Regions from separate parts of the Homo sapiens genome. Here all the other regions are linked to region 3. Evidence: read pairs that join two places in POLR2A ChIA-PET (ENCODE). Cell type or tissue: GM12878. All regions are shown on one strand. Links, peaks and the distances in the headings refer to the core of each region. The heading gives the core; the rest is flanking DNA. Region 1 overlaps PIK3R5 (phosphoinositide-3-kinase regulatory subunit 5). Region 2 overlaps PIK3R5 (phosphoinositide-3-kinase regulatory subunit 5). Region 3 overlaps PIK3R6 (phosphoinositide-3-kinase regulatory subunit 6).

Region 1 (9,908 bases), core at 2,096-7,095, 66 kb before region 3:
ATTTTCCCACCCTTTTACTTTTAATTTGTCTATATATTTATATATAAAGTGAGTTTCTTGTAGACAGCAAATGGTTGGGTTATGTTTTATAATTCACTACAAATCTCTGTCTTTTAATTGGCTTATTTAGTCCATTTAAATATAATGTAATTACTGATATGTTAGGGCTCAAGTCTGCTATTTTGTTATTGGTTTTGCATTTTTTCCTATGGACTAACTGAACATTCTTTAGAATTCATTTTTTATTTTATCTGTAATGCTTTTATATATATCTATTTGTATAGCTTTTTGAATGGTCACTGCATATATTGTTACTTATCACAGTCCACTGTTATCATTTTACCAGTCCTAGTGAACTGTACCTCCCTTTATTTCCCTTTACCTGCCTCCATTTATAATATGATTGTCTTAAATATTTACTCAGCATACATTTAATGCTACATCAGACTGTGTTATTTTTTATTCAGCCATCTAAGATAACTTAGAAAACTCAAGAGGAGAAGGAAAATCTATTGTATTTACCCAGATTTTTCCCTTTCTTATTATTTCTTCCTGATGTTCCAAGATTTCTTTCTTTTATTATCCTTTTTTCTGTTTAGAGAATTTCCTTTGGCCATTCTTCTAGAGTAGGGATGCTGGTGACAAATTATTTCAGTTTTTCTCCCTCTGAGAGTATCTTGATTTCCTCTTCATTCCTGAAGGATATTTTTGCTGGATATTGGACTCTAGGCTGACAGTGCTTGTCCTTCAGCAATTAGAATATGTTATTCCACTTCCTTCTAGCATTCATAATTTTTGATGAAAAGTACACTGTCATTCAAATTATATTTCATCTAAGATAAGGTGTTGTTTCTCTCTTGATCCTTTCAAGATTTTTTCTTTGTCTTTAGTTTTCAGAATTTTGACTATGAGATGTCTTGGTGTGTATTTCTTGGCTTTATCCTGTTTATGGTTCACACAGCCTCTTAAAACTGTAGTTTTATATATTTTGCCAAATTTGACAAGTTTTATGTGATTATTTATTCAAGTACTTTTTCAGCCCTGCCTTCTTTCTCCTCTCCCAGGAGGTTCTCCTCTTCAGGTTCCACACTCAGCCTCCATTGCCAAGTTTTAAGTGATTATTTCTTCAAGTAGTTTTTCAGCCCGGCCTTCTTTCTCCTCTCCCACTGGTACTCCAATCACATGAATGTTAGACCTTTTGTCTGACATTACTAAGGGGTAGAGTGGGAGTTCCAGCTACCTATTAGGTTTTGTCTTTGTTTGTGCTGCTATAAAGGATACCCAAGGCTGAGTCATTTATAAATAAAAGAGGTTTATTTGGCTCACAGTTCCGCAGGCTGTACAAGAAGCATGGCATCAACATCTGCATCTGGTGAGAGCCTCAAGCCACATGCAGTCATGGTGGAAGGTTAAAAGGAGCTGGTGTGAAGAAATCACATGGTGGGAAACTGGGTGCAGGGGGAAGGTGCCAGGCTCTCAGGGGAACTAAGCTGGTTCCCAACCAGTTCTCAGGAATGAAGAGTGAGTACTCACTCACTCCCATGAGAATGACACCAAGCCATTCAGAGAGATTGGCTCCAACCATCCAAAGACCTCTCACCAGGCACCACCTCCAACACTGGAGATCAGATTTCAACATGAGACTTGGTGGGACCAAAAAAAAACATATCTAAGTTCTAACAGGCCTCCACTGATACGTCTCTGGCTAGAAACGGTAGGAGTGCCTCCTTACAGCTACAATGCCACCACAGCAGAGGGGATGACCTCATTACTTCTGGGCAGTGGTAAAAGTCTTGACTCCCTGCTAGGCTTCCTCTGACATCATCTTATCATGGAGGTGTCTCTTTACTGTCTGGTGGGGGTGGAAGTCCAGGCTCCTCACTGGTGTCCACTAACACTGTGGAGTGGGAGGGGGCTAATTACCGCTAATGGAGATAAAAGACCTGGCTATCTACTTGGCTTCTTCAGACAGTGGCCATGGCAGGGGATTTGGGGAACCTCATTACGGCCTGGCCAGGGTGGAAGTCTAAGCCGATTAACTGGCTTTTGCTGGTGGAGGTGGCACCACAATTTTCCCTGTGGAGTTTGGCTGGAATAGAGCAGGTATTGTCTAAAAGTGTCTGTCTTGCTAAGTTGCCTCTTTCCTCAGGCTTTGGCTAGAGAGAGCAGGCTTTTGTGAGGGCTTTATTTTAAATCTGCACCCATTTTTTCAGATTGCTGGCTGTTCAGCTCCAAGTCTGGAATCTATAAGGCAAAAAGAGAAGCCAGGGAACTCACCCATGCCATTCCTTGTCCCCAGGGTCCCTAGCCTGTGTGCCTTCTCTCTCTCTTTCAGGGTCTCTTATGTTAGTTTTATATATATTGTTCAGGGCTTGTAGTTGTATTTCAAATGGAATAGGGAAAAGCATATCTACTCCACTTACCCAGCACCATTTTTTAATTTATATATATATAACCTCTGTTATCTATGTGATAAAAAACAAGGCATAAAATATATATTATGAAAAATGTTTAATAAAAAATAAAAATTATTCCTATTTTTACCTCCCAGATATAATTTCTGTTAGCATTTGGACGTGTAACCATGTTGGGTAGTGACATGGTTTGGCTCCGTGTCCCCACCCAAATCTCATCTCCAATTGTACTCCCATAATTCCCATGTGTTGTGGGAGGGACCTGGTGGGAGATAATCTGAATCATGGGGGCAGTTTCCCCCATACTGTTCTTGTGGTAGTGAATAAGTCTCACGTGATTTGATGGTTCTATCAGGGGTTTTACTTTTGCATCTTCCTCATTTTTCTCTGGCTGCTGCCATGTAAGACGTGCCTTTTGCCTCCTGCTATGATTCTGAGGCCTCCCTAGCCGTGTGGAACTGTAAGTCCAATTAAACCTATTTTTCTTCCCAGTCTCAGGTATGTCTTTATCAGCAGCATGAAAATGGACTAATACGGGTAGTTTTTCTTTTGACATCGATATAGACATTTTTTTTCAAACTGGAAGAACCTTAGGGTTCTTTTGGATCCTGGGGCATTTCATAAACCCAGCTCTTCTGAGCAAAGCTTCCCAAAGCAGTTGCCTCTCTGTCACTTCTCTCTCCTTAGCCCATTCCATTTGGTCTTTTCTTCCTGCACTTGTTCTTTCATGGTCACTCAAACCCTCCATGTCACCAGATCCAGTGGCCACTTCTCTGCCCTCATGCTGTAGACCTTGCAGTGGCATTCCTCACTCCCTCCTTGAAACATGCTTGTTTTGGATCCTGTCACATCGTGTTCTCCTCCTGCTCATGAGCTGCATCTTCTCAGTGTCTTTTTGTGATACTTCCGGTGCCACCTCTTAACACTGGAGGTGTTCTCCTCACTCTTCTCGCTTCACATGGTTCACAGCCTCAGTGACCACAGCACCATGTGAACTCCCAAATAGAGAGCTGTAGCCCAGACCTCTCCATTGGGGTCTGAAGGGGATAGAACTCGGACAAAGCAGGACTCTTGTTTTCCTCTCCCAAATTGTCCTCTCCCCAAACTTCTCCATCTCAGTGAATGTGATGCATCTATCTGCATTAAAGGAAAAGACAAAAGGGGATGAAGCATCCAAGGAAAAAGTGCACACCCACTTGGGGACCAAAATGTACTCAGCCATGATGCAAGCTGTACCCACTTATTATAGAGATTTTGGCCTGAACCTAAGCCTGGATTTTCTTAATCCATTTCCATCTGATTTAGACATAATGTCAATCCCTCATTCTGGCTTGTCAGTGTTGGTTTCAGTTTGGATTGTATGCATGTGTGTTCCTTTTTTCTCTATCTATCTATCTATCCATCTACTATCTATCTACTATCTATCTATCTATCCATCTACTATCTATCCATCTACTATCTATCCATCTACTATCTATCTATCATCCATCTACTATCTATCCATCTACTATCTATCTCTCCATCTACTATCTACCTATCCATCTACTATCTCTCCATCTACTATCTATCTATCTATCCATCTACTATCTATCAATCCATCTATCTATCAATCTACTGTCTATCCATCTACTATCTATCCATCTACTATCTATCTATCTATCCATCTACTATCTATCATCTACTAGCTAACCATCTATCTATCTACCCATCTACTATCTATCTATCCATCTACTATCTATCTATCTATCCATCTACTTTCTGTCTATCTATCTACCCATCTATCCATCTACTATCTAGCTATCTATTCATCTACTATCTATCTATCCATCTACTATCTATCTATCCATCTACTTTCTATCTATCCACTATCTATCTATCCATCTATCCATCTACTATCTATCTATCTATTCATCTACTATCTATCTATCTATCCATCTACTATCTAACTATCTATCTGGTATATTTGGTGAGAAGTTGGGAGAGACTGCATCAGTGCCTGATGCCCTAATGTCATAGTAAGTTGTCCATTAGAGATCTAGAGAGTTCTAGACTGGGCTAAACGGGACTCTTGACATCAGCGTTTGTTTCATAAAAAGTTGTAAAAACCACACCTGGCCAAGTATCGGGAGGAGTGTCTGATTTCAGTTCTGTCCACAAACCTGATGAGTATCTGTTTTCTTGTTAGAGAGGTTTCGCTCTAAAGCATATTCATGAATGGGATGGAGGGGGAGAATTTGAGAGATTTTTCTTGCATAATTGGGCAGGAGTTCAAAGAGAGTAAAAAGGAGACTAGTGAAGATGTGCCCGTGTCTGAGAACAATGACCTGCTGTTGGATTAATGGAGAGAAGACGGGGTGGTAAATGGTTTATCACTCTGGAAGAGAAGAAAAGCTGTGCAAGGGAAAAGATAATGGATTGGACCAGTCTACCCCAAACTTATTCTGATAGTAAAGCATCTAGAAGTCACAGTGCTCTGGAAGGAGAAAAATCTTCCTTGCCCAAAACTATGAAATATTCATATCTGTCTTACAAACTAGAAATGATTCTACCTGTAGAAAGTGAGCAGCCTGTGTCAGGCTGCAGGTGGCTCACGCCTGTAATCCCAGCACTTTGGGAGGCTGAAGCCAGCAGATTGCTTGAGCTCAGGAGTTCAAGATCAGCCTGGCAACATGGTGAAACCCCACCTCTACAAAAAAAAAAAAAAATTAGCCAGGCATTGTGACATGTGCCTGTAGTTCCAGCTACTTGAGAGGCTGAGGCAGGAGGATCGCTTGAGCCCAGGAGGTCAAGGCTGCAGTGAGGTATGATCACACCACTGCACTCCAGCCTGGGAGGCAGAGCAAGACCCTGTCTTGAAAAGGAAAGGGAAGGGAAGGGGAAGGGAGGGGAGGGGGGGAGGGGAGGGGAGGGAAGGGAAGGGAAGGCTGCAATGTCACAACTGCAATCTTTTTCCACACCCAGAAGGCTGCAGTGAGGTATGATCACACCACTGCGCTCTGGCCTGGGAGGCAGAGCAAGACCCTGTCTTGAAAAGGGAAGGGAAGGGGAGGGGAGGGGAGGGGAGGGGAGGGGAAGGGAAGGGAAGGGTGCAATGTCACAACTGCAATCTTTTTCCACATCCAGAAAAACCAGAAAGCTGCCAATATATGTGTAATTGGCCTTTCTTGAGTTTTTACATTTACATTCATTTGCTGCTTTATTCTCCTGTGCACATTGTCTAACCATTAAGATGGGCTCCATATTTAAAGGTGGTAGGATTAAACAGTCTCCCGTGTAAGTGCCCAAGGTTTAGCCCAGGTGCCCAAAGAATTCGGTTGCTGCCTGGAGCTTATTGCTTGTTTTATTGTTATAGTCTTCCTCTGGTTTCCCAGCTTGGCAGTAATTTCAGTTTGCCCACCCCTGGCTCCAGTATAGCTGCTCTTACTTGCATGGGGAAGCTAAATTGCCTACAGCATACTTCATTTACCAGCTGAGAGAATACTCTGTACCGCAGTCTCCTCATCTGTAAAATGGGGGTAAGGAGTGTCTACCTCACATGGATTTAATGACTTAATTCATAGAAACACCTAGAACGGTGCCTGCCACATAGTAAGCTTTCAATTCCTATTAGCTGCTATTATTAAAATTATTATATGAAAAGGTGACATTGTACATCCTGTTGTCTTTTCGGTACTGTACCTGGGTAGAGTGGACCAGAGAGACCTTAGTTCGAATCCTCTCTGTGCTATCCGTATGTCCTTGGGAAAGTCTTTTAGCCAACAGGAGCTGAACTTCCTCATCTCTGCAAGTTCAGAGTGTCCTAGAGTGGCTCAAAATAAATGAGATCATGTGCTTCAAGCCCTAAGCATGGTATCTGGCCCAGGGTCAGTGCTGTGTACACGTTAGCATCTTTCTCCTTCCCCTCCTTCATCCTCATCCCATTTCTTCTTGGTCTTGACCACAACTGTGGTCTTCCCAGGCATTCCTGTGCCCCTTCCTTGGTAAAGAAGGGCTTGAGCAAAGATGGGGGGAAGTGGGCAGTCTTGCCTCTGCTTCTTCAGTGTTTCTTTCTTTTGGTACATCTCTACTTCATCTTCTGCCTTCCCTGGACCTCCACACCATGTCCACCTACCTTTTCACATTTCCTCCCTCTCCTGGCCCCAGAGTCCTTCTCCTGCCCACTAGCTACCGTCACTGCTGTAACAGACTCATCTGGTGGCTAAATCATCCTCCAAGAATCTTACATCTTGAAAAATAAGCTAGGACAGAGGAAGTGAACAGCCCTAACCCAAGGAGAATGAATCACCAACAATGGAAACTCAGCCAATTTTTATGCAAGACGTCTTCCCTGGAAGCCTCAAATTACAACACTGAGACGAAACAGTACACTCAGCCCTTTAAGTGTCTAGAAACCAGTAGAAATGACTTCCTATGAACACGACATAGGAAAGAACATGGGCTTTGAGAGTCACGCCAACTTTGCACAGACTTCAAGCTCGGGCCATAGGAATTGTGACCATAGGAACTTGAGTGAATAAATGGCTTACCCTCCCTGAGCTGCAGGAAATGTGAATAATTATGATAATGTCACAGGGTGATTATGATTATCAAACTAAGTAATCAATGTCTTGGGGATTAACTGAATGTTAATTCCCAAGACAATGGGGATTGATAATTTGATAATCAATTTGATAATCAATTATGATTATCAAACTAAGTGAAAGCGCCCAACATAGTACCTGACACAGATCAGCCACTCAATAATTACCTTCCTCCTTTTCTTCCTCCCTCCCTCCCTCCTTCTCTCCCACCCTCCCACCTTCCCTCCTTCCCTCCTTCTTTCCTATTCTCCAGGCTGAAACTCATGGAGAATGAACAAATCGGGTGGTTTGTTTTTGTTGTTGAGTTATACAGGAGTTCTTTATATATTCAAGATGGTAGCCCTTAATCAGATATACGATTTGCAAATATTTTCTTCCATAACATGGCTTGCCTTTTCACTCTGTTGATTGTATCCTTTAATGCACAGAGTTTTAAATTTTGATATTTAACTATTTTTTCTTTTGTTGCCTGTGCTTTTTGTGTTATATCCAAGAAATCTTTGACAAATCCAATGTGATGAAGCTTCCCCCAATTTTTCTTCTAAGAGTTTTATAGTTTTAGCACTTTACATTTAGATCTTTGATCCTTTTTGAATTAATTTTTTATGGTATTGAATCTTCCTAACACCAGAATATGTATTTCCATTTACTTTTGCTTTTTCGTGTCCCTCAAACATTTTCTTTATAAAAATATTGCATATTTTTAAAGTTTTTAAAAAAATTTGTATTACTTTTGTTGCTGTTAGAAGTGGAATCTTGTTTCCCCAACATAATTTATTTGCATAGTTAGATAATATTGATTTCTATATTAATTTGTGCCTAACCACTTTACCTAACTCTGTTCTTTGGTATGACCATTTTTCAGTTGATTTTCTTGGGTTTCTATGAACATTTCGAGGGTGAAAAATTATGAATTATGCCAATTCTATAATTGGCAAAGCTATAATTCATGAGCCAGAATGAATGACATATGACATGTAAAGTCTCAGAAAGTACCTCACCCACATATCTGTCCTGAAACTACTCGAAATACTTGAGTGAGCAAGACATGAACCAAAATAAAGGACTTATAAGTAGGAATGGTAGGGTACAAAACAAAACAGTGAGTAATAAAATAAATGAAACTTAAAGCCACTGTCCAAAAATACTGCTGTTATCACAGTTATTACATTTAATGTAAATGTCAAAAACATTGAAAGAACTATGAAGTAGTATAAAATATTTAATACAGGCCGGGTGCAGTGGCTCATGCCTGTAATCCCAGCACTTTGGGAGGCTGAGGCGGGTGGATCACCTGAGGTCAGGAGTTTGAGACCAACCTGACCAACATGGTGAAACCCGTCTCTACTAAAAGTACAAAAATTAGCCAGCCGTGGTGATGCATGCCTGTAATCCCAGCTACTCAGGAGGCTGAGGCAGGAGGATAGCTTGAACCTGGGAGGCAGAGGTTGCAGTGAGCCAAGATTGCGCCATTGCACTCCAGCCTGGGCAACTAGAGCGAAACTCCATCTCAAAAAAAAAAAAAAGAAAAAGAAAAAAGAAAAAAAAATACTTAATATACATATGGACCTGTATTTTAAAAGAAAACAAGTTACGTTAAAAGAAGGGCTAAAATTACAGAAGTAATTGTAAAAATTATATAGGAATTTCTGATTCTTGCTAATTAACTTTAAAATCTTGATTAAAGTGAATGATATTGTCAGAAAACCTAAATTTGCAAAGTTGACACATAAAGTTCAATACCTGAACAGACCAATAACTCTGGAAGAAATTTGAAAAGGGATTCCAAAAATAGCCTTGAGGAGAGCAGCTGAAGTCACTCACTGCTGGGCAGCAAGGAGAGTGCGATCCTCATCTATGCAGAGGGATGCATGATTATCCTTCGTTCCAGGCTCAGATTCTACTTACAGATTTACTGCCGTCTGATCTGGGCAAGTCCCTTCACCACTCAGAGCCTTTGTTTTCATATCTGTAGAGTGGGAATGTTGTACTAAATGGTACCTAAGGTGCCTTCCCAGTCTTAGAGTCAAATGTGTGTGTGTATGCATGTGTGTGTAAAATAAAAAGCATGACTTTCCAAGTCTAACTGTGCGTCAGAATCATGCAGGAGGTGTTTTATTTCTTGGCCTAGTTCTGAAGACATCAAGAGTTGGGCAGGTGAGATGTGTGTGTTAAGAAAGCACTCTGGGCCGGGCATGGTGGCTCACGCCTGTAATCCCAGCACTTTGGGAGGCCGAGGCAGGTGGATCACTTGAGGTCAGGAGTTCGAGATCAACCTGGCCACCATGGTGAAACCCTGTCTCTACTAAAAGTAGAATAATTAGCCTGGTATGGTGGTGCATGCCTGTAATCTCAGCTACTCGGGAGGCAAGAGAATCCCTTGAACCTCGGAGGCTGAGGTTGCAGTGAGCCGAGATCACGCCACTGCACTCCAGCCTGGGCAAAAGAGCGAGACTCCGTCCAAAAAAAAAAAAAAAAAAAAGAAGGAAAAAGAAAAAAAGAGAAAGAAAGAAAGAGAGAGAGAGAGAAGGAGAGGAGAGGAAGGAAACTCTGATAGGTAACAGAGAACATATATTGAATGTTTGTTATGCACTGGGAATGTTTCCACACATTTGTCTATGTTAACTCATTGTGCTTAACCTTGAGCTCTTGCAGATCCCAAGCACACACATGGTGTGCCCTGTCCTTTTAGGTGACACCAACACGGTATGACACAAATGCAAACTGGGCACGGAGATCTGGTAACATTTGGTCATGAGGTGGTCATCAAGATGTTCCAGAATATATTAACTATGAACTGTATCTAGACTGACATTAAAATGAAAACATAACTTGAACATTCTCAAAGACAGCCCTTAAATCCCCCACAGAGCCCCAGAAATTCTCAGCCCCAGTTTAGGAACTTCAGGTTGGG
Region 2 (9,908 bases), core at 2,462-7,461, 100 kb before region 3:
GGATCCTTTTTGCCTGGGTAGCCTAGAGTTTGGAAGCCCCAGCTTGGGTTCCACTGAGCACTCAAGCTGTGCTGACTTGGCCTTTCTTCAAAGATGCTCATCCCAAGGGACTGAGCTGCGTGGCCCTGTGGGACCTCTGAGAACCAGAATGCCTGTTTGGCCTCAGCTGGTGAGCTAAAAGCCTGAACCAATGTGTTAAGAAAGAAAGCTGGCCAGGCATAGTGGTTCATGCCTATAATCCCAGCACTTTGGGAAGCCAAGGCTTTGAGGCCAGGAGTTCGAGGCTGCAGTGAGCTATGATCGTGTCACTGCATTCCAGCCTGGGCAACAGAGTGAGACCCTGTCTTTACAAAAACAAAAAATAAAATTTAAAAAACAGAGAAAGCTCCTGGAAGAAGAAGATAGAGTGATCCTTAACAAGTCAAGGGAGAGGTGTTTAATTTGATTTTTGAGCCTCAGATATAGATGGGGTGGGAGGAGAGAAAGGAAAGAGTACATCTGACTTCTGCCCAAAGGGAAGATGATACCCTCCCGTAGCAAACATATATTACATAGTAAAATATTTCATCAATTTGAAGATGTACATATTTTCACATTTTAGCACTGAATGTGCTAATTGTATGAATTTCACTGAAATCAAGGTGCATTTTACTGTTTATGGCATCTTCCAATTATAATAGGCAACAATATTTCTTCCTTATTGCCACACAAAATAACGGTGCATCTTACAATTGATGGCATCTTAGATTCTATTAAATACAGTGCACTTTTTATAGATTTGGGGGATGTGTTAGCGATACACAGGTCCACACAGAATTATGTTGTTCTCATAGCTTTCATACATTAATTTTTCCAGTAGCTCTACCTTCTAAGTATCAGAACTTTTCATTGTATTATGTTTTAAAAGAAATCTTTGTAAAGTATGTTGCTTGCATTTATAAATGTAGCATGTTGGATATGATTGAATAATTTCTTGAAATTTTCATCAAATGGTTCTGGCCTGCCATTCTCTTTTGTACCCTGTGTCTTTTTGTACATTCATGCTTCGTTCTCTTTCATCTTTCTCCCTGTCCTTTTCTCCTTTGGCTATGACTTCATGGTGTTGGGCACTGTGCTGAGTATGTCATGTCCTTTAATCTTCACAGTCACACTCTGAGGTAGCTACAATTATTGCCCCCATTTCACATATGAGAAAACCGAGGGCCAAGGCCACACATTTAGGTGGTGCCAGAGCTGGGCTGACTCTGGCGTCTGCTCTTAACCAGAATTGACCAAGCCTAAGTGGTGGCCTAGGTGTTCCTGTGGGTGTCAAGCGCATGCCCCATACAACACAATTTGGGGGCATGAATTGTGGCCACGAGGTGCTTTTGTTTGGTTGCTTGCTTGTAGGATAGCAGCTAGGTTCTGGATAGTTGAGGTTATCGGTTAAGTGACTTCCAGATAAGTGAGTCACAGCTACAGCAAGTTACACCCAAAAGGGGGTTGGGGGCTGATGAATGGGAAGAAATGGATGACTTTCATGGCACAGAGAAGATCCTGGGTCCTTCTTGAGTCTTCTGAGTCTATCAAGTGGCTTGCTAGACTTTGGGCCCTAGAGTTCGGCATCCACAGGAGACTCCTGCTTCCATGGAGCTTCTCTCCTGCTGCCATGGTGATGTAAGATTACACATCTGCGTGAGTCACTTTTATTTTCATTTTTTTTTAAATTATTATTTTTTAGACAGAGTTTCGCTCTTGTCACACGGGACGGAATGCAGTGCCGTGATCTCGGCTCACTGCAACCTCCGCCTCCTGGGTTCAAGCAATTCTCCTGTCTCAGCCTCCCGAGTAGCTGGAGTTACAGGCGCCCGCTTCCACGCCTGGCTAATTTTTGTATTTTTAGTAGAGATGGGGTTTCGCCAAGTTGGCCAGGCTGGTCTCGAACTCCAGACCGCAGGTGTTCTGCCCGCCTTGGCCTCCCAAAGTGCTGGGATTACAGGTGTGAGCAACCGCGCCCGGCCTGCGTGAGTCACTTTTCAGCTGAAAACGCTGCAGAGCTGCATGACTTTCCAGAGACGGTCCACACCCACCACCCATCCCAGGTCCACCCCTCCTTCTTCCTCTCCTGTAGCCTGAGGAGACCTCTGCACCTTTGCGTGTGCTGTTGCTTCTCCCCAGATTGCTCTTCCCTGCCTCTGCCTGCCTGGTGAACTGCCAGTTCCTCCTAGAAGCCCAGCTCAAGCCTCATCTTCTGAATCCTTCCCTGATGCTCTTCCTTTGCCCTTCAGCACTGACCGCCCCCTCCTTCTTCATTGTGCTTTCTATGTCTTCGCACCATAGCACTGACCGCCCAGGCCTACAGGGGGACCAGTGACCTGGCACAGCTATGGCCTGCTCACCCTAGCCACTTGATGTTCAGCATGGCGTCAGGCTGTCACTCTGAAACTCCCTGGGATCTCACAAGCAAGGCGTCCATGCACAGCAACAGCAGAAGTTGCCAGATCACAGGATGGGGTGGGGGGCTGGGGGTGGGGCCCGGAGGGAGTGGTGTGCTTTTCATTTTCATGTCCTCAGGAGTCTTGTTGTTGTTGTTGACCTAGGCAAATGAGCTTGTGTGGTTTCCTTGTTAGAGTGCAGGGCTGGGGTGTGAGGGCTGAAGGTGGCTCACATGGAGCCCAGTTCCTGCCAGGCTCCCCAACTCCTAGCCACGTGATCTTTGCTAAGTCCATGTACCTCTCTGCATGTCAGTTTCCCCATCTGTGGGATGGAAATCTGGCACTCAATGCTTTATGTGGCCCCTGCCTAATCGCTAACATTTCACTTGTTCATTCAACACTTCTGCATGGAGCGCACCTTCTGTGAGCCAGGCATGTGCCAAGCTCTGAGGACACTGAGCAAGACAGGCAATGTTCCTGCCCCGTGGAACTCACAGTCTCATAGACAAGACATGCAACACACATATTGTTCAATTACAATTGTGAGAATTATGGGATACTATGAGATTATGGAAAGGGAACTCAATATAGTTGAGGGGTTAAGGAAAGGTTTCTCTGAAGAAGTCATATTTGAGTTGAGACTTGAAAGATATAAAGTAAAAGAGAATCATAACAATCATAATACTAATACCTACCATGTAGTGAATACTTGCTAAGGGCTTTTTGAGTGCATTCTCTCCAGCATTCTTTTCAACATCTCATGTGTGGGGTATGTGGGCTCCCTCTCCTGTGAGGATCAGATGATAGCACTACTGGCAAGCACCCTTCTCAGTGTCTGACACAGACCAGGGACTCGTTCCCACCTTCCTCACCCCTCCCCGTATTCCAAGGTCCAGCTTATGGACGCTGAGGTCATCAATACTAATGGGGGGGCCTCTCTTCTCCTTTCCACTGACCATCACCAGATAGCGTGTCCCGCTCAGGAGCCCTCTGCATTTGTGCATCTCCATCAACAGCTCAGGGAGTTGAGTCCCCAACCACAGAAAACTCCACCGTATTTTTTGCCAGGCCTTCATTCTGTTCCTCTTAGGAGCCGCTGTTCTGGGAGGGTTCAGAAGCCCTGATCTGGATTGTCTGTCTCATCTAGGAAGTCACTTGTCCAGCTCCCATATCCTTCTTCCACCAAAGCTTTCTCCCCAGAACCATGAAGTCTGTGCAGACGTATCACTGGGTTTTTGGCCTGAGCATTTGTTCCTGCATGGCTTGGTGGTTTGGCCCTTTTCAGGCAAATCTCCATACAGCCACTTCCACCCAACCTGGCCGAGCCAGCCAGCCTCCTGGGGGAGCGTTCTGCAACCAGATCACATCTACACTGACAACTCTTCGAGGAGAGTCTCAAACTCTCTCTAGATAGTTGGCCCCTTTGAAAAACTGATGAAAGCGAAAGATCATCTCTCTCGTCACCCATAAGCACACATGTACATGTGAATGCATGTGCACACACACACACACACACACAGTCTCTCTCGCTCAAAGTTTTGCATAAAATTCTAAGGTCTTCTTGGATCTCTGCAGTTCACCAAGGGACCCAGGTTAATAACTCCTGTTCTAGAAAACATGACTTTCTGTGTGCTGATTTCTTTGGATTATCCCCAGCACAGCTCCCTGTGGGAGGAAGCTGTTGTCAGAAGCAAGCTGGGGGTAGTGATGGATAATGAAAACTGTGTAGAGGACACTGGTAGCGACTCACTGGTGAGAACCCTGAAGCGGCGTGCTGGGGGCCATCTCATGACTGCACACTGGGCCACTGCTCTGTTGTTGGATTTCTCACCAAGTTTTGAATTCAGCCCATTTCCAAGATGATTAAAGAGTGAAAGAGAAGGCCCTGCGTGGTGGCTCACACCTGTAATCCCAGCACTTTGGGAGGCCGAGGCGGGCAGATCACCTGAGGTCAGGAGTTCAAGACCAGCCTGACCAACATGGAGAAACCTCATCTCTACTAAAAATACAAATATTAGCCGGGCGTGATGGCACATGCCTGTAATCCCAGCTACTTGGGAGGCTGAGGCAAGAGAATCGATTGAACACGGAGGCGGAGGTTGTGGTGAGCCGAGATCGCGCCATTGCACTCCAGCCCAAGCAACAAGAGGGAAACTTCATCTCAGAAAAAAAAAAAAAGAGAGAGAGAAAAAAAAAGGTGTCTGTGGCCACACACATGAATATAAACAGTCTACGGATCAGAGAGGCATGCATGACTGTTCCTTTGCCACAAAAGTCTGCAACCTCCCAAGTTCCCAGGGACAGGCATGAGCTTGGGGCTTTGTTTCTCTGATGTGGTCATAGTTCTTTAGAACCAGTGCCTTGATGTAAAGTGCCATGTGTGAAGGACGTTTTCTTCAATTCCTCCTTTGTAAGGATTTTTAAAAGCATGAATGGATGTTACATTTGTCCAATACTTTTTTAAAGCATCTGCAAGGAAACTCTTGTACTCTTTCACCTTGTGATAGATTTATGTGACACATTAGATCATTAGCTTCCACATATTGAGCCCTCTGCATTTCTGGAGTAAACTCAATTGGGTCAAGGTGCTTTATTCCTTCAGTACTGTGCTAGGTTTGATTTGCTGTGATTTTCTTTAGGATTTTTTTTTTTTTTTTTGAGACAGTCTCACTCTGGAGTGCAGTGGTGCGAACCTCCACCTGCCAGGTTCAAACAATTCTCATGCCTCAGCCCCTGAGTACCTGGGATTACAGGCACCCACTACCACGCCTGGCTAATTTTTGTATTTTTAGTAGAGACGGGGATTCACCATGTTGGCCAGGCTGCTCTCGAACTCCTGGCCTCAAGTGATCCACCAGCCTTGGCCTCCCAAAGTGCTGGGATTATAGGAGTGAGCCACCGCATCCCACCTTTCTTTAGGATTTTTGCATGAAATGAATTTGACCTCTATTTTCCTTTTCTGTGCTGCCGTTGTCAGTTTTTGATATACTGACTTTGCAAATGATTTTGGAAGCACGTTACCTTCTCCCACGCCCTGTGACAGCTTATAGAGCGGGGAATGAGCTGCTCCTTGGAAGCTGGGAGAACGGCTCCAGTCTTGAGGTCTTCCACTGTGGGATTCTTGGCTTCCCACTCCCCAAGCTTCCTTCTCTTCTCTCTTCCTCAGTCCTCCCAGGTACAAATCTGTAAACCTCAGAGCTCCCAGGCTCATGCCCGAGAGCCATCTTTGATTCTTGGCTTCCAATGTTCAGCCACTAGGTCCCATGGGTCCTTACTTTATATGCCCTTCAGCTAACAAGCATGCCTATTTCCACACTGAACTGGGCATATCCACCTTGAGTGAATTCCAGGTGCTGCATTTGGAGGATGCTGAGCAACCACTTCATATCCAGAGATAGGTGACCAGGATAGCGATGACAGAATATGAAGTAATTAAGAAGTAGCGAGGTTTTTCTCCAAGAAGAGAAGACAGAGGAGAAGTAGTATCTGTCTTCAGATGTTTGACGAGCAGTGTCCTTTGAAAAAGGTGAAGACTTCTCAACTGGGTGTCATTCTCTGGAATGGAAAAGGGATGACAGAAGGAAAATTGTAAGAAAATAGACTCCAGCTCACTAGAAGGAAGATCTCAGAGAAATTCAGAGCAGGTCAACAGTGGAATGGGAGGCTTCGTGGTGGCTAGTTTCCCGTTGGGGAAGTATGCAGGGAAAATACATGTTATATATTATGGAAATGATAGCCGTGAGAAAGGAGACCAATATAGCTTATTTTTAAAGAGCCTGTAGTTCTCTAAATCATGGTGGCCATGTCTGACTGGTTGTGTAAACGCTGGTTGTTCTGAGAACATGATTTGAGTTTGAGTAGTTCAGTGACCTTGAATAAACAGGTCCCAAAGCTGGGCAGTTTGCTCAGAAACCCCACAGCCCTGCTTCACAGCCCGTTCTCCGCAGCAGAAGCACCTTGGCTGTGAGAAAACCATAGCCATTCATGGATACTGGGATCCTCGCCCACATCCTCTGCTGGGAGCATGGGCTTTTCTTGAGGTCTCTTGTTCTTGGCTCCTTCTGATACTTGGTAAAATAAACTAATTGAACACCATTTCAAAATTGCCTTCCTCCGTGAGTGTCCCAGATAAGATCTTGGGGCCAACCTATCTCACCTCCAGGTTGAGCTGGGAATTGATGTCCTCTTGTTCTTGGGGTTTTCACGTCAATGTTTCATAGGTCTTTGCACTGTGCATTCACTTCTGTACCATGTTGAGAGTTTCATTTTGAGAAAACGAAAAGCTCTGCGCTCTCCTTGGCCTGTTATTGTGCTTAAGAGAACACAGGGGGCTGTGATGTGATGTACGGGCTACAGGATGGGAATAGGAGATGTAATCTCTAGTCCTGGCCCCTAATTACTTCCTCATCTTGCTGAGTCTGTTTCCTCCTGGACCAACTGGACTCTATGATTCTGACCACCTGGGAGTTTTCAAAGCCTGCTCTCCAAGAGTTTTCTTGTGGGAGCTGCTCTGATGGGCTGAGCAGAGAGGGGACCTGCTCCTTCCCTCATGGTGCCACCTTATGACAGGACTCCCAGTGACTATGAGTCCCTCTTCAGACCTCAATGGCAGAAACCCACCCTCTAGCCCATGCTTCTGCTGGAAGGCTTCCTTTCAGGTCACTGGTGGCTCTGGAATGGCAAGTTCCAATAGTCTCTTCCCAACCTGCATCTTTTTTTTTTTTGAAGTCTCCATAAAGTCTGATGCCCGACAAATTTTTGTTTTATTTTTTATTTTTGAGAAAGGGTCTCACTCTGTCACCCAGACTGGAGTACAGTGGCACGATCACAGATCACTGTAGTGTCAACCTCCCCAGGCTCAGATGATCCTCCTGCCTCAGTCTCCTGAGTAGCTGGGACTACAGGTGTATGCCACCACGCCCAGCTAATTTTTTGTGTGTGTTTTTTGTAGAGACAGGGTCTCACTATGTTGCCCAGGCTGTTCTCAAACTCCTGGGCTCAAGTGATCTACCTGCTTCGGCCTCCAAGTACATGCGGGTTATTTTCACTTGATGCCCTATTTCAACTTGAGCAATATCCAGAGCCCAACTCTGCATCCACAAAGCAGGCTTCCTGTGCAGACTTCCCCATTTCTGTCTCTGCTGAAACCAGACTCCCAGCCTTGAAACCTTGGACTCATCTCCGAGTCCTCCCTCCATCTTCCTTGTTCCCCACTCCCCAGCCCGTTTTGATGGTGCTTCCTTTCTCCATGGCTCTTGTTTCTCTCACTTCCCCATTGTTCTCTCTCCTACCCAATTTGGCTTTATTTACCATATGCCTCTGGTGGGCCTTTTGGACCACAGGCTCTTCCTCTCTTCACCAGGAGATTCTTCTTATGAAAACTTCTATGTCACTGTGTTCAGATACTTTGATGGCACCCCACTGCTTAGGGAGAGTCCAGAGTCCTTAGTCTTCTGTTCAGGTTTCGAAGTTGAGTCCCACTCCTTTCTCCACGAATCATCACGCTCTCCTCCAGCCAGACTGCCTGACTCAGTTTTCCCAAGACCTAACGTGTGTTCTTGCCTCACTCATCCCCTTCCCAATGAGGGAAGCTTTCCAATCATTTTGTTCAGTGCTGACTCTCCAGTGCCTTGCAGGGGCCAGCACTTGTCATTCAATCAGTGCTTGCTGAATGAGTGATTGCCTGGTCGAGCAGCCAGCATGGAAGAGGCCCGGGCCTCAGCCTTGGATGACTGATGATCGGGCAGGCTGGGCTGCTCCCCATCTGAGACCTCTGTGGGGTTCGGTCATCCTCCCCTCAAGGACCCTCCAGACATATCACTGGTCTTCTGTGCACAACTGCAAGGGCTTCAGACACCAGTGGCTTTGTGATCCACTGTGGGACAAGGCAGGTGTCCTCCTCTGGGCTGCTTCAGACCCCTGAGCCTCTGGCAAACTCCAGATGCAAACTCCAGGTGCTGAGAACCCTCTGCTTGGGAATCTTTTTTTTTTTTTTTTTTTTGAGACGGAGTTTTGCTCCTGTTGCCCAGACTGGAGTGCAGTGGCACAATCTTAGTTCACTGCAACCTCCGCTTCCTGGGTTCAAGCAATTCTCTTGCCTCAGTCTCCTGAATAGCTGGAGTTACAGGTGCCCGCCACTACACCAGGCTAATTTTTGTACTTTTAGTAGACATAGGAGTTTCACCATGTTGGCCAGGCTGGTCTTGAACTCCTGACCTCAGGTGATCTACCCGCCTCGGCCTCCCGAAGTGCTGGGATTAAAGGCATGAGCCACCGCACCCGGCAGGGAATCTTCTTACCACCCTCCCATTTAGTCAGATTTAAGATGAGCAGTTAGCTAAGTCTGAGAGCAGGGGAAGCCCTGGGGAACCTTCCCCCAACAAGCCACTCCCAGTCTGGTGACAGCTTCTGCATAAGAGCCTGGGGAAGTGTCTGTTTGCAACACGGTGTTTACAAGGCAGAGGGGCTTCCTGTCCCGCCCGTGCCAGGCTGTGGGGCAATCAGGGCAATCAGGAGCTGTGTTTTCAGAGGGAGTAAGGCGAAGAAACTGTTGAGGGATTTCTGGAGATTCTTCGAACATCACCAGGGGGTGCCTGGCCTACTTGACCCTGGAGGACAAGGGAGATGTAAAATTCAGGTTTAAAAATTGGGAGCAAATTAAAGTATTACTAACTGATTAATTTGCATATGGTCCTTTGCACCTTGCAAAAATACAAAGCATTTTTCACAAAAGTAGCCCTCCCTCTGAGTCTAATGTGGAAATCTCTAGAACAAAAAACTTCCTTTTCTCACTCCCAAGCCGGGGGAGCTTGGGTCAGAGTAAGCAAGGACAAAGTTATTTCTTTTTCTTTTTTCTTTTTTTCTTTTTTTCTTTTTTTTTGCAGAGGAAAGAGCACTTTCTGGGGGAAGGGGAGAGCGGTGGAAATTACTCCCCAGGAGCGATAACTCCCCCATTCCAATTCAGAGCTCATGCATGATGGAGAGTGACACTCTCTCCGTGCATATCTGAGAAATGGGCTGAGGAGGCTGATACTGGACCCTCTGCCTCCTCCAAGGACTGTGGCAGCCCTAGGACACACACCTGCCAACCTGGAACCATTGCCATGGCTCTCACAGAAACACGAGCTTGTGTCCAGAGCCCTTGTTGTCTCTTGGGCCTCAGTAAAAGTATCTGGAAAGGTCTTGGAAGGTGGGTTGGGCTTTCTTGGCCCTGGGGACAGGAATATAGTCCACTTCCCCTCTTCAGTGGGTGGGTAACCCAAGAGTGGGTGATCAAAAGATGGGGCTCACTCTTACCACCTGACTTCTGAAGACCTGAGGTTGTTTTTAGTGGTGAATCCATCCTCTGAACCCATTTGATGCCAAATGTGAGCTGGCCAGTGGTAGGGCCAAGGTGCAAAGGCTCCTGTGAGTTCAACACATTAGCCTGTGGGTCACGGTGCTATGATAGCTGTTGGTGTGAGGGGATTTGCTTTACTGTGCAAAACAAGAGAA
Region 3 (9,908 bases), core at 1,561-6,560:
TATGAGTGCCTGACATTCATTCATTCGAGCATATTTATCAAGGGCCTTCCATGTGGTATAAACAGTGTCAGGTAATGGGGACTCAACAGTGAGCAAAATGGAGCCCCTTCCCATGGGGAGCTTATATTTTAGTGACAGCAGCCAGATAATAAACAAATGCAATAGCGTAGTCCCCTTACCTGCAGGGGACACACTCCAAGACCCCCAGGGGATGACTCAGACCTCCAATAGTACTGAACCTGGCTGCTGTCAATCAGAACACATTTCTGCTCAGGTCTTGCACCCACACATTTAATGCCCTTTCTATCTTAATGAAGCACTTATCATACACTGTGGCCATAACTTTGCAGTTTCAGCTGAGACAGCAAAACTAGCAAAAATTTGTTTTTCCTTCACAATTTCATGGCTAGAAGATTTGTTCTTACCATAGATCTTAGCTACTTCAACATACGACTTTTTTCTTTCCTTGTTAAGATGAGAACTTTCGCCTTTTCACTCACTTCAAGGAAGCACTTGACAGCTTCTCCTTGGCTGACTGACAGCAGCCAGGTTCAGTACTATTGGAGGTCTTAGGCATCCCCTTGGCATATCTCAATTGCCAGCATCACTTCTCTTGCAACTTGGGGCCATGAGTAAGTAAAATAAGGGTGACTTGAACACAAGCACTGTGATACCACGACAGTTTATCTGATAACCATGATGGCTAGCAAGTGGCTTACAGTCAGGTAGCACACACTGTGTACACCCACTGAACAAAGGGACGCTTCACATTCCGGGCAGGACAGACCAGAACGGTGAGAGGTTTCATCATGCTCCTCAGAACAGTGTGCAATTTAAAATTTAGGAGTCATTTCTTTCTAGAATTTTTCATTTAATATTTTTGGACCACAGTTGACCTTGAGCAACTGAAATTGCAGAAAGTGAAACTGCAGATAAGGGAGGATTGCTGTATAGGGCATCGGGTGCTAGGGAGAAGTACAGAGATGCACTGTGTTTGTTGAAAGACTTCTATGGGCCCTGTGTGGCAACCCTAATGCCCAGCCCATTTCAGACATTCTGCAATTAACTTTTCTCTTTGTGAACCACAACTTGAACCACAATATAGAACATGGATTGCCAACACGTCTGCTTTCTTTCTTTCTTTTTTTTTTTTTTTTTTGAGACAGAGTCTCACTCTGTCACCCAGGCTGGAGTGCAGTGGCGCGATCTTGGCTCGCTGCAACTTCTGCCTCCCAGATTCAAGCAATTCTCCTGCCTCAGCCTCCTGAGTAGCTGGGACCACCACACCCAGGTAATTTTTGTATTTTTAGTAGAGACGGGGTTTCACCATGTTGGCCAGGCTGGTCTTGAACTCCTGACCTTGTGATCCACCTGCCTTGGCCTCCCAAAATGCTGTGATTACAGGCGTGACCGTGCCCGGCCCGTGTCTGCTTTCAAGAGCCCAATAGGTAGCATAAATGATGATGTGGACAGGCTGATAGTGCTGGTGTGGTGTGCCTGGCACTGCCCCCGGCTTCAGAGTCCCCATTGTGAACTCAATAGGGACACTGAAGCCCTGGGGAGCACATGGCCCTTCTACAGGGAAGCTGCATGTCAACTCCAGCTAATTGTTGCCACACGAGATTGTGGGTCTGGTGTTGCTAGATCTTCCAGTTACTTATTTTAAGCAAAAGCTGGAAATCTTGATTTTTATATGAAATATGACTTTTAAATGTTGGCCACAGATTCAAATTTCCAAAAACTGTGGCTTCTCCTGGGGAAGGAAACTGATGGGCCAGAGCAGTGGTCCCCAACCTTTTTGACACCAGGAACCAGTTTCATGGAAGGCAATTTTTCCACGGAAGGGGTTTGGGGGTGGGTAGGGGTTTACTGGGTGGGGAAGGGGGCTGGGGCTGGGGCTGGGGATGGGGATGGATTCGGGATGAAACTGCTCCACCTCAGATCATCAGGTATTAGATTCTCTTAAGAAACGGGCAGCCTGGATCCCTTGCATGCGCAGTTCACAATAGGGTTCGAGCTTCTATGAGAATCTTATGCCCACACCGCCCCCCGCCCCAGGAGGCGGAGCTCAGGCGGTCCTGGTGGCTCACCAGCCACTCACCTGCTGCTGTGTCCCTAGTTCCTAACGGCCCACGGATCAGTGCCCATCCGCAGCCTGGGGTTTGGGGACCCTTGGGCCAGAGGATAGCTAAGAAGGAGTCTGGCTTTTCACTGCATAGCTATCTGTGCCTTTCAGATTTTTACCATACGCATGGTTTTTTATGTGAAAAGTGAATTTTAAAAATATACTAGACAGAGCAAAGTCTCTGAGAGTCTCTTACATGAGTCTGCGAAATGGTTAGTCTTCTTAAGCATTGTATTAGTCAGGCCACTCCAGAGGAACACAACAAATAGGATAGAGAGAGAGACTGGGAGGTGGGTGGGGAGTGGGTAGAGAACAAAAGGATGTATTAGCAGGGATTGGCTCCTGTGATTGTGGAGGCTGAGAAGTCTGTAATCCGTGGTCTGTAAACTAGAGGCCCAGGAAAGTCAGTGGTGTAATTCCAGTCTGAGTCCAAAGGCCTGAGAACCAGGGAAGATGACGGCGTCAGTCTCAGTCCAAGTCCGAAGGCTGGAGAACCAAGAGCGCTGATTTTGTCCAAGGGCAGGATGGATGTCCCAGCTGAAGCACAGAGAGCACATCTGCCCTTCCTCCTCCCTCTTCTCCTATTCAGGCCCTCAGCAGATCACGTGATGCCCACCCACATGGCTGAGGGCAGATCTTGACTCACTCCCTGCATTCAGATGCTCATCTTTCCTGGAAATAGCCTCATGGACACCTCCAGAAATAATGCTTCACCAGCCATCTGGGCCTCCCTTGGCCTGGTCAAGTTGACACATAAACCATCACAAGCATGCTGCGTGCATGGGGCGGTGAGACAGTTTCAGTGTGCTAATGGTGGGCCATAGGTGTGTGACGTCTGTTCCAGGGGTCTTGGGCAAGTACAGCCACCCTGCGGTCATTATGAGGTGACAGACTGGTAGACCACGCACCCCAGGGGGCAAGGACTATGTCTCATTCATTCATCTCTAACCTCTCAGGTCTTGTGCAATTTCTGCCCCATGGATTATGTTCTGAAGAGGCTCTTTGATTTACTCACCAACCTCAGCCACCCAAAACACTGCCAGGAACTCAGAAGACAGCCAGAGGGCCCTCTGAGCAAATAGAAGTTGCAAGTCCATGGATGGAAGTTTGATGCTCTTTTCATTGATCAGTTCTCAGGCTTTGTTTCTTCATTTTACATACAAGACAATTGCATGTGCTTATTCCGGCTTCCCAGCCTTCAGCAAACTGGCAGTTGGGTGGAGGAGCAGACACAGCCCAGGCAGGGCTGCAGCCAACACAGAAGGCACTTTGTTCAAATCAGAAAGAGGCACCCCTCTGAGTAGACAAATTACAGCAAGTTCCTCTTTGGATGGATGAATTGCAAAACCTCACCCTCCCTGCCTGAGTAAATTACAAAAAGGCCAGCAGAGCGGTGGGCTGGACTGCAGCCTCCACTCACCCACTAAGTGCAGAACACAGCTGGTGCTGCTGAAATGAGGAATCATACATGAGAAGTCAAACAGTAACAGCCACTCAATGTAGGATAGGGCTACCCTCGCCTACTGATAGCTCCTGCCATCGCCACCGTTTTATGGCACGGTGCATACAATGAGCTTCCATTGAGACTCATTGAGAAAACAGCCAGGCGCCTGGCTCACGCCTCTAATCCCAGCACTCTGGGAGGCCGAGGTGGGTGGATCACCTGAGGTCAGGAGTTCGAGACCAGCCTGGCTAACATGGCGAAACCCTGTCTCTACTAAAAATACAAAAATTAGCCAGGGGTGGCGGCGGGTGCCTGTAATTCCTAGCCTCAGGGAGGCTAAGGCAAGAGAATCGTTTGAACCCAGGAGGCGGAGGTTGCAGTGAGCCGAGATCGCGTCACTGCACTCCAGCCTGGGCGACAAGAGCAAAACTGTCTCAAAAAAAAAAAAAAAAAAAAAAAAAGATTAATTGAGAAAACATTCAGAGGCATGGTTTGGTGCTTGAAAGGGCAAGCTTTATTTCCTAAAAAATTCTTCTCATTCCTGAAACGAAGACACATTTGATGTTGATGCATTTTAAGAATGAGCTGCTTCTATTTCCATTTCCTGTCTACGTGCAAGCTCATCCCCTGGGGGCTCTTCCCCCACACTGGTGTGGTCAGCAGCCCCAAAGGACAGGAAATCGACCACAAAGGTCTCCTGTGGGAGGAGCAAGGAAGCAGCACCTGCACAAATATATAGAAACGCTGAATAAATGTTTGATGAGTGAATGCGTGAGTGAATGAAGGAATGAGCAAATGAATAGGGAGGCTTTCTGACAGTTACTGGTAAAGTTTCTTAGAATTTTACTTTCCCTTTTTTTTTTTTTTTTTTGAGACAGAGTTTCACTCTTGTTGCCCAGGCTGGTGTGCAGTGGCACGATTGCAGCTCACTGCAACCTCTGCCTCCCGGATTCAAGCGATTCTCCTGCCTCAGCCTCCCAAGTAGCTGGGATTACTGGCACCTGCCGCCACACCCAGCTAATTTTTTGTATTTTTAGTAGAGACGGGGTTTCACCATGTTAGCTAGGATGGTCTCGATCCCTGATCTTGTGATCCGCCTGCCTCAGCCTCCCAAAGGGGAATTTTACTTTCAATTAAAAATCAGCCCAGAAGCACTCTCCATTTGCCACAAAAATTCCTGGTATCTTACACTTCTCTTTTAGTCTTTATCTGTGAGATTTCTTTTCTTTCGAGGCTGCCCCGTGTTCATTATTAACCCAGGCCGCCCCAGACAGAAGTTTGTGTTCATTTTATTTCACAAAGACAGAGGGGGGTTCTGTGAGGTTTACAGAGGGGAAAGGAAGGCATGCGGACGTCAGGGGAAGTGGCCATGACCCCACGCCCCAGGTTGAGATCTGGGCTCTAGCCCTGGTTCTATCCTTCATGGCCACGTGGCTTTTGGCAATATTCTTCACTTTCATTCATTCATCAAATATTTATCTAAAATAGGTATTCATTGTCCACTGAGTGGCTGCTGCCCTAGATGCTGGACATGCTGCAGTGAAGGAGACACGCCCCATCCCAGTATTTGCCGAGTTCGCATTCTAATGACTAGCCAAGAAAACTAAGCCTGACAGGAAAAATTTCCATACTGATAAATGCTATGAATAAAATCAGAGTGTGCTAGAGTGTGACAGGGAGGGCTATTTTGGACAGGATGTTCAGGAAAGGCCTCTGAGGCAGTGACATTGACAACAAGACCTGAATGTCGAGGGGGAGCCAGCTGTGGGGAAAGCTGGGGGAAGGGTGCTCCAGGCAGGGGTGTGCAAAGGTTACGTTAAACCCACAGCACAACGTTCTTAAATTGACTGGCGGGCTCCCAGATGTTCATGTAATTACTATGTCCCTGAACATAATATATTAGCTCTCTTCTTTTGTGTGTGCCATCTGTTACACAGTAAAAAATAAGGTCAAATATACTTAAGATTAAGAAATCAGAAAATGTAGAAATGTATTAAAAATTACCTGTGACCCCACTGTTTATGGGTAAGTAATATCACTTTTTTTGTAGTTTAGTGTGTATCATTAAAAGGTAAGAGACTGACACACACACAAGTACAGGTGAAACTGGGGAAATCGGAATAAAATGTATCGACATCAACATCCTGGGGTTTTTTGTTTGTTTGTTTTTGAGATGGAGTTTCACTCTTTCACCCAGGCTGGAGTGCAGTGGTAAGACCTCAGCTCACTGCAAACTCCATCTCCTGGGTTCAAGCGATTCTCCTGCTTCAGCCTCCCGGGTAGCTGGGATTACAGGCACCTGCCACCATGCCTGGCTAATTTTTGTATTTTTATTAGAGACGTGGTTCCACCATTTTGGCCAGCCTGGTCTCGAACTCCTGACCTCAAGTGATCCACCTGCCTCACCATCCCAAAGTGTTGGGATTATAGGCGTGAGCCACCACGCCTGACCAATATCTTGATTTTGATACAGTAACATTGTTTGCAAGATGTTATCACTGGGGGGAAACTGGGTAAAGGGTACCCAGAAACTCTGTGCTATTTCTTGCCACTGCATGGGAATTTACAGTTATCTCAGAATTAAAAGTTTGACTAAAAAAGAGATAAAGACTCCTTTATCTGACACTGACCTATTTTCTGACCCTGTAGTTTTTATTTTCGTTTCTAGAATGTCATATAAATGGAACCATACGGCATGCAGGATTTAGCGCCTGGCTGCCTTTACTCAGCATGTCTCTGAGATTCACGCGTGTCGTTGCACGTAGTTCTCTTTTTAATGCCGAGGATTCTGCTGTGTGGGTGTATCACAGTTTGCTCATTCACGTACCCACTGAAGGCATTTGTGTTGTTTCCAGTTTGGGGCCATTCTGAATAGAGCTGCTATATATATCCATGAGCAGGTGTTTGTGTGAACATAAGTTTTTATTTCTCTGGAGGAAAAAGCTAGGGATTACGGGATCATACAGTAAGTGACGCATAACTTTATGAGAAATTGTCAAACTGTTTTCCAGAACGGCTGTGCCATTTTGCATTCTCACCAGTAACGTATGAGAATTCCAATTCCTCCTGACGGGTTGATGGGTGCAGCAAACCACCATGGCACGTGTATACCAATGTAACAAACCTGCACGTTCTGCACATGTATCCCAGAACTTAAAGTATAATTTTTAAAAAGAGAGAATTTCAGTTCCTCCGTGTGCTCTCCAGCACTTTCTATTGCTCATTTTAAAATCTTAGTCATTCTAATAGGCATATAGTGAGATCTCATGGTTTTCATCTGCCTTTCCCAAACTGCTGATAGCATTGAGCATTTTTTTAATGTGTTTATTTGCCATCCACATATCTTTTTTAGTAAAGTATTTATTTAGATCTTTTGCCCATTTGGGGAGTATTATTTGTTTTCTTACTGTTGAATTTTGAGAGTTATTTATTTATCCTAGTTTTCTTTTTTTTTTCTTTGTCAGATGTGATTTGCAAATATTTTCTCTAGGTCTATACTTTGCTTCTTCATTTTATTTTATTATTTTATTTTATTTTATTGTTGTTTTGTTTTGTTTTGTTTTGTTTTGTTTTGTTTCTGAGATGGAGTCTCGCTCTGTCACCCAGGCTAGAGTCCAGTGGCACGATCTCAGCTCACTACAACCTCTGCTGCCCGGGTTCAAGTGATTCTCCTGCCTCAGCCTCCTGAGTAACTGGGATTACAGGCATGAGCCACCACAGCCAACTAATGTTTGTATTTTTAGTAGAAATGGGGTTTCACTATATTGGCCAGGCTAGTCTTGAACTCCTGACCTCAGGTGATCCACCCACCTTGGCCTCCCAAATGTTGGGATTACAGGTGTGAGCCACTGTGCCCGGCCCGTTTTTTCATTTTGTTAAAGGTATCTGTCATAAAACCAAAGTTTTAAATTTTGATGAAGTCTAATTTGTCATGTTTTTCCTCTTATGGATCATGCTTTGGTATTGTATCTAAAAACTTCTTCCTTCACATGAGGTTACAAGGATTTTTTCCTATGCTTTCTTCTAAAAGTTTATTGTTTTGAATTTTACATTCAAATCTATGTCCACTTTTAGTTTATTTTTGTGTAAGGTCTGGAATTTACGTCAAGGTTTTGCTTCTTGTTTTGCATATCGATGATCAATTGTTCCATCACCATTTGTTGAAAAGACTCCTTTCTCCATTGACTTGCCTTTACAACTTTATCAAAAATCAATTAGCCATATCTGTGTGGGCCTGCTTCCGAACTCTTCGTTCTGTTCCATTGATTTATGTGTCTAGCCCTTCACTAATAACTTTATAGTAATTCTTAAAATAAGGAGTGCGAAGCTGAGCGTGGTGGCTCACACCTGTAATCCCAGCACTTTGGGAGACCGAGGCGGGAGGATAACGAGGTCAGGAGTTCAAGACCAGCCTGGCCAACATAGTGAAACCCTGTCTCTACTAAAAATACAAAAATTACCTGGGCATGGTGGCGTGTGCCTGTAGTCCCAGCTACCTGGGAGGCTGAAGCAGGAGAATTGCTTGAACCCAGGAGGCGGAGGTTGCAGTGAGCCAAGATCACGCATCGCACTCCAGCCTGGCGACAGAGCAAGACTCCGTTTCAAAAAAAAATAAAAATAAAGGAGTGTGAGTTCTCAGGCATTATTCATTTTCAAAACTGTTTGGCTAATCCAATTCCTCTGCCTTTCCCTATAAACTTTAGAATTGACTTATATGTATCTACAAAAAAAAATCCTGCTGGTATTTTTATTGGAATTACCTTAAATATGTAAATGATTTTGGAGAGAATTGACTTTTTTTTTTTTTTTTCAGACGGAGTCTCTCTCTGTCACCAGGCTAGAGTACAGTGGCATGATCTCAGCTCACTGCAACCTCCGCCTCCTGGGTTCAAACGATTCTCCTGCCTCAGCCTCCCGAGTAGCTGGGACTACAGGCGCATGCCACCACACCCAGCTAATTTTTTCCATTTTTAGTAGAGACAGGGTTTCATCATGTTAGCCAGGATGGTCTTGATCTCCTGGCCTCGTGACCTGCCCCCCTTGGCCTCCCAAAGTGCCGGGATTACAGATGTGAGCCACTGTGCCTGGCTGAGAATTGACATCTTAACTATACTGGGTCTTCCAAACAATGAACACAGTATTTCTCTCCATTTATTTAGGTCTTCTGTGATTTATCTAATTAGCATTTCATAGTTTTCATCATATGGCTCCTGCACGTTTTGTTAGATTTATCTCTAAATATTTATTTATTATTTTATTATTATTATTATTATTTTTTTTTTTTTTTGAGATGGAGTCTTGCTCTGTCACCCAGGCTGGAGTGCAGTGGCACAATCTCGGCTCACTGCAAGCTCCACTGCCCGAGTTCACACCATTCTCCTGCCTCAGCCTCCCGAGTAGCTGGGACTACAGGCACCCGCCACCACCCCTGGCTAATTTTTTGTATTTTTAGTAGAGACGGGGTTTCACCATGTTAGCCAGGATGGTCTCCATCTGCTGATCCTGTGATCTGCCCCCCTCGGCCTCCCAAAGTGCTGGGATTACAGGCGTGAGCTACTGCGCCCCACCTAAATATTTATTTAAAAAAAAAATTTGGAGCTATTGTAAATGGTATTGTATCTTCCGAATTCAGCCAATACAGATGTACACCATAATTTTATAACTGCATAGTATTTTGTTGCACAGATTAATTTATTTACTTGGTACTCTATAATTGTGCCTTTATTTTTTTTTTCTGGTTGTACTCTATTGTTAACAATGTTTTAATGAATGCTGTTGTACATATCATTTATCCATTTGTCCAATATTTCCCTTCAGATAGGTTTTTAAAGGTCGAATTGCTTAGACAAAAAAGTATGAATATTTTGAATTTTGATAAATATTGTCCAGCAATCACCCAGAAAGGCTATACTAATTTCTCTTCTCACCAACTATGTATGACTGGAAATTTTCTCATATCCTATCCTTGCCAATACTGGATGTCATTATCTTTTGTCATAATTTTTGCCACTCTCTCTCTTTTTTTTTTTTTTTGAGACAGAGTCTCCCTCTGTCACCCAGGCTGGAGTGCAGTAGCGACATCTTGACTCACTACAACCTCCACCTCCCAGGTTCAAGTGATTCTCCTACCTCAGCCTCCCAAGTAGCTGGGATTACAGGCACACGCCACCACACCTGGCTAATTTTTTTATTTTTTAGTAGAGACGGGGTTTCACCACGTTGGTCAGGCTGGTCTCGAACTCTTGACCTCATGATCCGCCCACCTCGGCCTCCCCAAGTGCTGGGATTACAGGTGTGAGCCACCGCACCTGGCCTGCCACTCTCATTTTAATATTCATT

What was found. ChIA-PET counts read pairs that join two places held together with the same protein. Peaks named below come from ENCODE experiments on the same cell type or tissue, not always from the same donor. Only the 100,000 strongest peaks of a DNase experiment are listed, where the experiment ranks them.
Region 1: POLR2A ChIA-PET joins it to region 3 with 13 read pairs; 4 of 35 experiments call an interaction of 5 or more read pairs at or near these places.
Region 2: POLR2A ChIA-PET joins it to region 3 with 10 read pairs; 2 of 35 experiments call an interaction of 5 or more read pairs at or near these places.

The regions. Positions count from the first base shown.
Region 1 is chr17:8,919,457-8,929,364 of GRCh38, reverse strand. All of the region lies in intron 1 of PIK3R5 (phosphoinositide-3-kinase regulatory subunit 5), which reads left to right. Among named protein-coding and RNA genes, the nearest start is that of PIK3R5, 41 kb to the left of the region's middle. In GM12878, for the core only: no CTCF peak of the experiment used is centred there; a DNase peak (open chromatin) is centred at 4,554; H3K27ac peaks cover 1,010 bases.
Region 2 is chr17:8,953,445-8,963,352 of GRCh38, reverse strand. All of the region lies in intron 1 of PIK3R5 (phosphoinositide-3-kinase regulatory subunit 5), which reads left to right. Among named protein-coding and RNA genes, the nearest start is that of PIK3R5, 7.3 kb to the left of the region's middle. RefSeq lists enhancers at 7,670-8,169, 8,170-8,671. In GM12878, for the core only: no CTCF peak of the experiment used is centred there; a DNase peak (open chromatin) is centred at 6,682; H3K4me3 peaks cover 2,611 bases; H3K27ac peaks cover 4,897 bases.
Region 3 is chr17:8,852,433-8,862,340 of GRCh38, reverse strand. The region is part of intron 1 of PIK3R6 (phosphoinositide-3-kinase regulatory subunit 6); the gene reads left to right. Among named protein-coding and RNA genes, the nearest start is that of PIK3R6, 10 kb to the left of the region's middle. RefSeq lists enhancers at 1-21, 2,642-2,901. In GM12878, for the core only: a CTCF peak has its summit at 3,189; DNase peaks (open chromatin) are centred at 2,785, 4,230 and 6,340; H3K4me3 peaks cover 3,954 bases; H3K27ac peaks cover 5,000 bases.